2 separate regions of the Homo sapiens genome follow, and region 2 is linked to region 1. Evidence: chromatin loops called from intact Hi-C (ENCODE). Cell type or tissue: IMR-90. All regions are shown on one strand. Links, peaks and the distances in the headings refer to the core of each region. The heading gives the core; the rest is flanking DNA. Region 1 overlaps TENM4 (teneurin transmembrane protein 4). Region 2 overlaps TENM4 (teneurin transmembrane protein 4).

The links. Hi-C counts contacts between places; a loop is a spot of excess contacts. Peaks named below come from ENCODE experiments on the same cell type or tissue, not always from the same donor. Only the 100,000 strongest peaks of a DNase experiment are listed, where the experiment ranks them.
Region 2: a loop joins it to region 1, with 2.9 times the contacts of the local background. A loop is called at or near these places in 2 of 110 quality-filtered maps.

What each region holds. Positions count from the first base shown.
Region 1 is chr11:78,958,561-78,963,933 of GRCh38, forward strand. All of the region lies in intron 6 of TENM4 (teneurin transmembrane protein 4), which reads right to left. Among named protein-coding and RNA genes, the nearest start is that of TENM4-AS1, 130 kb to the right of the region's middle. In IMR-90, for the core only: a CTCF peak has its summit at 2,809 (motif pointing left); no DNase peak of the experiment used is centred there.
Region 2 is chr11:79,085,371-79,090,743 of GRCh38, forward strand. The region is part of intron 4 of TENM4 (teneurin transmembrane protein 4); the gene reads right to left. Among named protein-coding and RNA genes, the nearest start is that of TENM4-AS1, 5.2 kb to the right of the region's middle. RefSeq lists an enhancer at 1,702-2,424. In IMR-90, for the core only: a CTCF peak has its summit at 2,879 (motif pointing left); a DNase peak (open chromatin) is centred at 2,021; H3K27ac peaks cover 1,058 bases.

The DNA of each region.
Region 1 (5,373 bases), core at 97-5,096:
GTTCTGTGATACCCCACGGTCCTCTTTGCACTTTACATGGGGATTTTAGCAGGGCAGCTCTGAGGCCTACCAGATCTGGGATGGCAGCTCAGGCTGGAGTTGACACAGCTGTGGGCAGAGGGCCTCTGGGGTGATGCTGGAGAGTCCAGCGCAAGCTCCCGGGAAGGCTGGCTCCAACAGCCTCAGCTCCCACCATAGGAAACTGTCTCATTTTCACCCTTTAGGAGCCAAAGAGGCATTCTTTGTAATTTAAAATATAATCTGAATGCAGTCCCAGCTGGCCCTAAAGCAACTGCTCTGTTGAGGGTGGTCTCCAAGGTCTCAAATTGGTGGAAGGAGATGGGGGTGTGGAGATAGGGAAGAGAGATAGAAAAGTTTTATCAGCTTCAACTTTTTTAAATACCACAACAACCTTGGAAGGTTTTCTCCCATTTCACAGATGGAGCAACCAATGCTTTCAGAGGTTGGAAACATTGCCTAGAGTTGCACATCTGGGATCCAATTTCAGGCTTGTCTCTAGAGCAATGGCTATAGCTCTCTGCTACACTGTGGTCCTTAAGCATTGCTTGCTCATTGGTTCATTCACTCACTCATTCAATGAGCACTAAATTAAAAGTCTCTGAAAAACCATGCACCAAACTGTTAAACGTAGTTATATCTCGGAGGAAGGATTATAAGAGAACTTAACATTTTACCTTTCCATATTATTTGAATGTTAACAAGCATTGCTACTTTTATAATTGGCAGAAACAATAAAGATAATTCCATTAAAATAATTTCACATTTTTTCCATGAAAAAAATCAAATTAAAAACCATAAAAGCATTTATTAGGCCTGCTACATCTACGTACCAGGGCCCTCTAATCTTCACTCACTAGTGCTGAGTCCACACCAGTACCAGCATGTCCTTTGGCTCATAGAAGATCCCTGGTTTTGGGTTTCAGGAGAGAGGAAGGCAGTAGGCAGGGTCCAGATGGCAGAGACTCATTGAGCTCTCTCATGATCCCAACCCCAGAGGAACAGACCAGTAAGGACCCAGACTCTTCCTTCAGGCATGAGACATGCTTATTACCAACTTTTAGAGTGACATTCAGAGCAAGGGCCTGGGGAAGGGATCCAAAGTGACAAGGTCCCCTGGGGTGCAGGAGCATGGAGGAGCAGCAATGAGCAGACAGCTGCAGGCTAAAGTCCCCCATCTCCTTCCCTGCACATCAATAATGCAATAATGTCATCAATTTGCCTTAGAACTCGCAACAAAGTGATTGCTCTTGTTCACTAATTTGCAAAGGAAGAGATTAAGGACTTTAATCTCTTGCCTTCTCTTCTACGTGTAAGGCTTACTCAGAAATGAACAAAGAACATCATTACACATATACACACACACACATATATATATATTTCCCCCCTACCCCATAAGCTTAAGAAGGCTACTGGCAGGAATAACTTGTGACACTCCTAAAATCAGGGTACCTTAGAAATTGCTCCATCACTGGCAAAATGGGGAAACTGAGGCTTAGAAAGACAGTGATTTGCCAAGGATAAATAGCCAGTGAGCCACAAAGCTGGGTCTGGAACCAGGTCTCCTTGCTCCCAGCCCAGGGTTCCTGTGTTTCTGTGCATCATTTGAAACACAGGCAGCTAAAAGGCATAGAGGAGTAGGGACATTGAACCACCAAGAAAACAAGCCCACCCCAGGGAGCACTGAGAAAAAAGGAGGAGGTTTGGGTCTTGGTCATGGAGAATGCAGGGTGTAAAATCCTGTCAGAAGAGAATCATCAAGGACAAAGATCTCTCTGATTTCCAAAGACAGTGGAAGCGGGGAGGTCCTAGCTAGAAAAGGAGGGTAGGTAATGACCGCCCTTCATTGTCATTTGGTGGGGGAACTCAAGCCAGTTCTCAGAAGAGCTCAGGTGACTTTCACCACATGGCCTTCCATACCCTTCCAAGGTTCACACCTATTTACAGCCCAGGCTCTCAGGTTTAAAAGAGCTGGGGCAGGCTTCCCTTGTCCCCACCTCAAGTTCTTTGTCCATGTGTTCCCTCTGCCCAGAACACCCTTGGTAATCTCTGTCTGGCACACCTCACTAATTTCTTCAAGTCCTGTAAGTGCCTCCTTTAGGAGGCATTTCCTAATTCTCTTAGGCAGAGTAGAGGCTTCTTCCTCAGTCACAGAACATACTAGGTTCCTACCGCCTTTGCCACCTTCGGCTATAATGATGTACTCCCAAGAGAAAAGATGGCATCTGACATTTCTTGGAGCATCCCCAAGTGCCAAGCAGTGTGCTGGGAGCTTTCACAGACAGGCTGTCTGTAAATCCCCTAGAGGCAGGTGGAGGGGACCAGGCAATGACTAACAGTTACCACACTCCTTCTGTGTTCCAGGCACTGTGATGGGTGCTCATCATGAGGTGGGCACTACAATGGCCACTTGACCCTTGAAGAAATAAGCCTGGAGAGGCAATGTGACTTATCTAATGTCCCACAGCAATAAAGCTTGTATGTAATTCAAAGCTGTTTGGTTCCAGAGCCCATAGACTGTCTTATCCCTCTTTGAACCTCTGCCTCCTTTTTCAGAATCTGGCCTGGAATTTAGTACCACACAAGCACTTATAAATAAATGTTTGCCAAATCAACACAAAACCTACAGTGTTATTTGTGGGGAAACAGTTTCATTTCCTCTCTTCTCCAAACATCAGGAAATCCTGGGGCTATTAAGGTGATCCTAGGTTACCTCATGTACATCCTGCCCCACCTCTTAGAGGTTTGAATTCCTTCCTGGGTTTCCTTGCAAAGAAGCTGACTGGCCTCTGCTGGACAGAGAGGGCAAGCACCTTGGCTCAAGTCTAACAGCACCTGATCAGGGGATACAAGCTGGTCACCCTGGAGCTCTTCTGCCATACCCCACCTCCCACCTTAAGAACACCAGGACAGAGCTCAGAATAAGAGAGCTTGCAGATCCATGCTTAAACCCAGTGGCTCTCTCTGCAGCCGGCATTTAGCCCTGCAGCTGGCTGGGGCTTCAGGGCCGCCTGTCTCCAGGCTCTGTGAAACTGGAGAACTTTTAAAGCCAGCGCTGTTTTATGGGTAATGGGGTAATCCTTCTCAGTTTTTCCAGTGAAAATGGGGACACTAAAATACTGAGTCTCTGGGCATGGTTGTGACAGTGCCTGGCACAGTCCCTGGCACAGAGTAGGTAGTTGGTTGGTGTTGCCTATGTCTTAACCTTTTTTTTTTTTTTCTGTCTGTGTCAATCTTTGTCTCTACCTTTACCTGTCTGGGCCTTCACCTGATGTTTCCTTCTCGTGATGTCTGTCTGTGCATCTTTGTCGGTACATCTGCCTGTCCGATGTCTCTCATGGGGGTTGGGGACAGAAGCAGCCCTCCAACTCTTGCACACTCCAGCGGCGCCGCGGGGCAAGAGCGGGGCTGCCTGAGCCCGCGGAGCCACGTCAGGCCCCCAGCTCCCCCGGATCCCACCACGCACCAGGCCCCTCCGCCCGGCAAGTGGCCCAAGCAGGCATCCGCAACGGAAGGACAATTTTAAAAACAAACCCTCAAAAGTAGGAAGAGAGAGGGACTTACCGTTCGCCGCGACCCCCAGGCTGGCGGAGCCACTTTTAACTAAGAATGAATTAGGGACAAACTCTTCCTCAGAGTCTGAGTCCGGGGTTGGCTGGGCCACACCGTTGCCTAGCAACCGCCTCTGGCTCTCATTGGCCGGAGGGGAGGGGGGCGGGGAGGGGGACTGCTCAATAGGGGTTGATGAAGCAGGATGAACAATGCAAGGGAGCACCTGCGAACCACAAAGACAAACACAGACAGAAAAAATAATGAAAATTGATTTTGAGGCACACGGGGAGGGGGAGGGAGCAAAATAAAACACTCATCAACGGGAAGGGGGGGCTCCCAACACGGGGCGATCTACTGCACACGTGGGCCGGGGGCGGGGCTGATGCCTCCACAGAGAAAGTTGCTGCAAACTCCTTCTGAAGAGCTGGGGCCTCAGTGCAGGCTGGCAAAGAGGGAATCTCGGAAGCACACGGAAAGCCTTTTCTGTTCTGCCTGTTCTTTAAGACATACCTGAAAACCCGGGGTCTAGTCCTGACGGGGCTAGGTGATCTATCAAACAGCTGCCCCTCTCTGGCCTCAGTGGCCTCGCTGATAAAAGCAGCAGTGGGGACTGGGTGATCCCTGAGCCCCTATAAGCTGGCCATTCTGTGATGTCACCGAACTGATATGATGTTCCTATTACTGAGATTTTATTCCGACCTGCCTGGAACAGGCCCTAGGCCTCGTAAAAAGGTAGAGAGAGCTGGAGAGAATGATTCAAGGCTTCACCTTTGGCAGTCTAGGATTTCAACACAGCAATGTTTCATTTTTCTAAGAATCTCACATTTTATGATTCTTAAATTCTGACATTCTCTGGAACCTGCCTAAAAGCAAGACCCTTAGGAAATTTTGTTCATGTCTTTATATTCAGAATCTAACATAATGCCTGGCACATAGTAGGCATTGTAGAAGTATTTGTTGACTAGCTTAATTCTAGGGGGTCTCACATACTAGGATTCTTAAGTTCTGATGTTCAAAGATTAGAACATGCTATAATTTTAGGACACTCACATTCTGTGAGTTCCAAGATGTTGTAAATCAGTCAGTCTGACCCCAAGTTTCTATCATGCCACGGTTCTAAAACCCCAGCTTTCTATAGTTCTATGAGCAAACTCCCAACTCTTCAGAAGGAGGAGGCGATGGCTTGGGACAAGAACTTTGAGCTCAGACAATTTGCAGTCTTATCTGTGGCTGACCTTTCAACATGTGCAGTACATCGTCTATAAGAGAGCTAACATAAGCACAGACATATAAAAGTATACAGTACAAGACAATGCAACCACTTACAGCAAGGGCTGCTCATTTTCTCCCACCTTGAGTGACAGAAGGTTTATAACATAGTCATATCCATCCAGCTTTTCAAACAGACTGAACCTTAGGAAAAATAATGCAGACCCAGTGGGCCATCTTAAGGTTCAGCGGGGCTCTAAGGGGGAGGTGGCACAGAGAGCGGCTGATTATTTGCAGGGTAGGGTGGGAAGCTTTTTGTGGTCTGTCCACACAAGAGCAGCCCACTTGGTTCACAGTCACCAATTCCTATAGGATTTGGCAGGTTCCATGACTTTTTTTTTTTTTTTTTTGAGACAGAGTCTCACTCTGTCACCCAGGCTGGAGTGCAGTGGCACAATCTTGGCTCACTGCAACCTCTGCCTCCCAGGTCCAAGTGATTCTCCTGCCTCAGCCTCACAAGTAGCTGGGATTACAGGTGCCTGCCACCTGCCTATTTTTTTTTTCTTTTTTTGTATTTTTAGTTGAGATGGGGTT
Region 2 (5,373 bases), core at 81-5,080, 130 kb after region 1:
TGTCTCAAAAAAAAAAAAGGGGGGTTTTTTTTTTGGGTCAGGCTTTTTTGAGTCAGGCAGACCTTGATTTGAACCCTGAATCTCTTACATACTTCTCGTACAACTTTGGATGATAAACTCTCTAAGCCTCAATTTCCTTATCTGTAAAATGGGGATAGTATATACCACCTTACAGGGTTGTCTTGAGGCTCAAATGAGGTGATGCATAGAAAGGCTCAATCCTATGCTTGGCACTTAATAAAGACTCAGTCAATAGGTGTAAATGTTGCCTTGTTATCCAGGAGAAGTATTTATTTGCCTTCCCCTGATTCAGTCCTCACTCACGTTGTCTCCATCCTGGCCATTCTTCTCTGAAAAAGTTTCTTTTGGCTAATGTAAAACACCAAGGTTGAAAATTGAAGTCAGATGCAGTCTTATTACCTGAAACTGCTCTGCATATACCCATAACCCCACACTTTACATGCTGTTTTGGCCAATTGCTTGCCACTTATTTCCTGTGTAATGTCACTTTTCCTTAATAAGGTAGCAAGCTGCTCAGATTCATATTGACCGACCAATTCTTAAACATCTACTATGTACAGTCACCAATATTCATACAAACACCACAAGCACAGCATCCTGTATTTATTACTAAGTCACCAGAACGACTCTGGAAGTGAGGCATGATGGTAGACTGCCATACTAATGGCTCCCAAGGAATCATACCTCCCTGTTTCCAAACTCTTGTGTAGTCCCCCACACTAACTCTGGGGTTGGCCACATGACTTGCATTGGCCAGTGGGCCAAGCGGATATTAGCAAACTTGAATCAGAGGCATGAAAAACACTTGAGCCTTTGGGATTGCCTTCTCCCCCTGCTTTTGGAAAACAGCTGTCATATAAAGAGGCCCAGGCTAGCCTACTTGTTGCTGGAGCCACAGGGCTGAGCCAACCAACACCCGGTAGATTATAGCCACACAGGTGAACCCAGGGGAGACTAGCTGAACCACCTAGCTTTGCCCAGCCCAAATAACTGACTCTTGGAAACAGGAACCAACATGCAGTCATTTTAAGCCACTGCATTTTAGGGTGATATGTTATATAGCAAAGGCTGGCTGACATAGGTATTTTTATAATTCCCATATTACTGGGGAGGAAACTGAGGATCAGATCATTAAGGTATTTTAAAAATAAGAGGAACTGGGTCAGGTCTGGTGGCTCATGCCTGTAATCCCAGCACTTTGGGAGGCTGAGGCGGGCAGATCACTTGAGGTCAGGAGTTTAAGACCAGCCTGGCCAACATGGTGAAACCTCATCTCTACTAAAAATAGAAAAATTAGCTGGGTGTGGTGGCTTATGCCTGTAGTCCCAGCTGCTTGGGAAGCTGAGGCAGTGGGATCGCTTGAACCTGAAAGGCGGAGGTTGCAGTGAGCCAGGATCATTCCATTGCACTCCAGCCTGGGTGACAGAGCAAGACTCTGTCTCGCAAAAAAAAAAAAAAAAAAGGAAATATTACGAGGGTAATAAGGATAATGCTGCCTAGTGTTTAAATAGTACTTTAGAACTTATACATTTCTAACACATTTTAATGTGATTTAATCTACCATTCTGTACCTTTTTTTGATAACTTACCAAAATTATATTTAAGTAGTTGCTTAATTATATGCTCTAAGCTCTACAGAGTTGGGAACTGTGTCTCTCTTGTTCGGCATAAAACCCAAGCTTCTGTCCTTGCAAATGTAGGCACTTAATAAATAATGGCTAATTGAACAAATGAACAAATGTTTCTGAGTAGCTATGATCCTGTATTAAATAAAGAACTGAAGCTTAGAGAGGCAAAGTGCCTTGTTTCCAAGTCACACAGCTAGCAAAAAGCAGGAACCAGGACTCAGATAAAGCCCAATTCTTTTGACTCTGAGTGCAGAGGTATGTCCTTAAATTTTCCATGCATTCCGAGGGTGAGACAGACAAGGAAATGATTAACTACCCCCCAGTTAGAAGGGAATGTCGTTGGATGAATTCCATATGTTTGAGGAATGCCAGTCCCCATGCTGAGAGGATTCTGATCAAACCAAGCTCCCCGCTGGAGCAGAAACATGCTGCATGGGAATCCTATTGCTTGGGATCAGAGATCGCTGTTAGCACAAGTCCTGCATGAACTTGTACCATCCAGCCTCAAATCCCTACAAGGCTTCCAAATCAAACAAAAAACCATCTAACAAACACAGAAGCGCTGAAAAGATCTGTCCTCGGCCCTGGGCCCAGTCGCATGTTCCTTAGTGAGGGATCGAGGGATGTTAGCTCTGAGCTCTGCATTCTCCTGTTTCAGATGCCCCCTTCCCTTTACAAGGTCCTTCCTGCAGCTCACTGTACAGAGGTGACATTCTCAGAATGTCCTTAATCACTCTGCACTGGGGGTGAAGGAGGGGCCCCTGACTCTAGCTGAGGAGGCCCTGTTTGCCTTCCTAGCAGTCACCAGGGTATACAGGACAAATGCTGTGCTCCTCTACAGCCTCCAGGCTGCACACGCACTACAGTGGGCTCTTGTGGGCTGAGCAGAGCCTCCCTCAGCAACTGTGGCTGCCTCTCTACCTTCCAGGAGGGCCCCAGGCTGTTCTTTCCGTGGGGAAGCTCTGGCCCTTGGCCCCGCAGCTGGCTAATGTTACACCTGGGTCACTGGAGTCTGGCTTCCCAGGGCCCGATCCTCACTTTGTTCTCTTGATTGTAGTTCTAAATTTGTTTTCATTAAGACACTCTGCCTGTCACTCCATCGGTTCTGCTTTTATGGGTCTTTAATCTCAGTTGTGAAATGTACCAGTCTTGGAGGCTCCTCCAGCTGGAGTGGGGCTGCTTGCTCTCTCCAGGGCTGAAACCCAGAGGGTGATGGTATCTAGGGCCCAGCCTGGCCTCTGCTGGCCGGCAATGGTCCAGATTGTCTAGTATGGTGTTTCTAATGGAAAGCTCCTTCACATCTCATGTCACTGAGACCCTGTATTGCGGGGAGACAGGGAGGGTGAAGGTCATCACCATCTGAACCTCACAGAGGAAGACATTCCTGTTAGAAAGAAAGGGGTGCATAGCAGCCCAGACATTGGCTCTGCAGTCAGGAAGCCAAGGTTCGACTCCCAGCTCTGTGCGCCCCAGCTGTGTGCCAGGCACAATTCACTTAACCTCTTTATTCCTCTATATCATCTTTGAAGTGGAGATAATTGACCTACCCAATAGGGTTGTTGGGGGGACTGAGTGAGTTAGAAGGAGCTTAGAACAGGCTTCGCACTTGGCTGTTTATTATGACTACTATTGCTAAGTATTATCAAGTATTTAATACTTCACTCCGGCCCAGATGCAGTTCTGGATTTCTCCGGCCCATTCACACTATTGCATTAAGACGAATGTTCCTGTTCAGCATTATTTGTTTATTCAGTCATCACTGAACAAATATGTACTAGAAACCTACTATAGGCCCCATCTGTGCTGGGATTGAAGGTGACAAGGGTTTGGTTCTTGTCCTAGAAAGACAGAGCAGGCACCAGTTTTGAGCAGGTATGTTGCAGTTTGAATCTCAGCCCTGCATAGCCATCCCAGGCCTCACTTTCCTCATCTGTAAGATGGTCAGTTGTTTATATCCCTGCCATCCTGCCTCTCCTGCAGACCCACATGGTCATCTGGGGGTCTGGAGCGGGAAAATGTGATGGAGCCTTCCCAGACAAAGCCCTGGTCTTCCTCCAGCTCTGGCCAGCAGGGAGGAGAGGAGAGCAATCCTTGAAACAATTACCTTGGGTCACTGTGCAGGCCTGTGCTCTCTGGGAAACCTGAACCACCTTCAAAGGGAGGGTTTTAATTGGCTTAGACTCTGTGCCTGCTCCAAGGGAGCATCACAAAGGGGATTAGCCCCCAAGAGGGCCAGGCCCCACAACAGGCTAGATGGCTGGAAACTGGCCCTTTTTGCCTCGACCTTCCCAAGTTGTGCCTGCTTTGGCCTGCTAGCTTCCTTCTCCTCCCATTCCACGAGCGCAAGGAAAGGGTGTTCAAGTCAGAGCCTGGTGCTAAACAGGAAACAGGAAGGGCCCAGAGAATGATTTTTAGCATAATCTAAAAGAAAGAGTCTGGGCTTATAATTTGGTCTATAGCAAGTAATTGGATCTACCTCACCAGAGGGAAGTGCCCAGTCCTTACCTGGACCTGGCACTTCATGATGTACACAGCACTGCCAATCACACTGCCCCAGCTAACCCAAAGAAGCAGGTTTCATATCCTCATCCCAATGGTTCAGTGAGCGAATAGCAAGTAGTATCCTTGCTACTTAATGTTTGGCCCACAGACTAGTAGCATTCCAATGGCCGCAGGCAAGAGTGTGGGGTCTGGCTCAAGAGAGCTGACTTTGAGACCTGGCTTTGTGATGCTAGACGAATGACACTAATACACCAATAACAAGTACACACAGTGGTTCTCATTTGCTGGGCTCCCACTAGGTGTCTGGTGATATTTGTGTGCTGTTGTGTTGCCATTTTATAGAAACTGAGAATCACAGAGGGCAAGGATTTGCTCTACATCACAGCACTTCTTAAGGGAGCTGAGATTCAAAGCCCCACACAGAGAGCCTCCATTTTTTTAGCTATATCATGGAGGTGATAAAGGTCAGCTACATTTAGATGGAAATGTCACAGGGGCAGGCAGATGTGGCTTTGAAGCTGTGAAGCACTATACAAATATATGTTTTTCTTGTTGAGGAAATTAAGCCTGCACCAGGAGAAGTGACTTGTCCAAGGTCACCTAGCTGGCAAGGAGCAGAGCTCGGACTCTACTACAGTGTTCTGATGCCCAATGTCCCTTCCACAAGGCTGCAGCTGCCGTCTGCAAGAGGATTTCCCTGGTGCAGGACAAGGGCTATGAATCTGCAGGAGCAATCAGGCTGATGTTATTTAAATACTTGGCTATTTGAAAAATATAACAACAGGCAGTTGAGAATAAATGCCAAACCTCTAATTGGTTACAAACACCACCTGAGGGCACAGATATTTGTCAGCGTGACTGATGCTTCCTGCTTAAATGCAACATGCAGACACCCGTGCAGAAGAAAGGCAGGTGGCGAGCTGCCTATGGCAGCAAGTGAAGAGGGCTGCACTGTTGAGAAGGCATGGCTTGCATCTGGCAACTCATTCGTTCTGCATTGCATTCCACTGAAGGGAGAGTTGTTACACTCCTGTTACTGATGAGAAGCCAAGGCACAGAGACGCTCAGGACTTAGCCAAAGTTGTATAGTCAGTAAGTGCCTGGGCTGGGATTTGAACCCCGAACTCCATCCCCTGTGCGCCTCTGCCTCCCATACTACTTTTGGCACTTAAGAGGTAAGAGGTAACATGTTTGGGGTTTTGGGAACTCAAGCCCTGGCCTT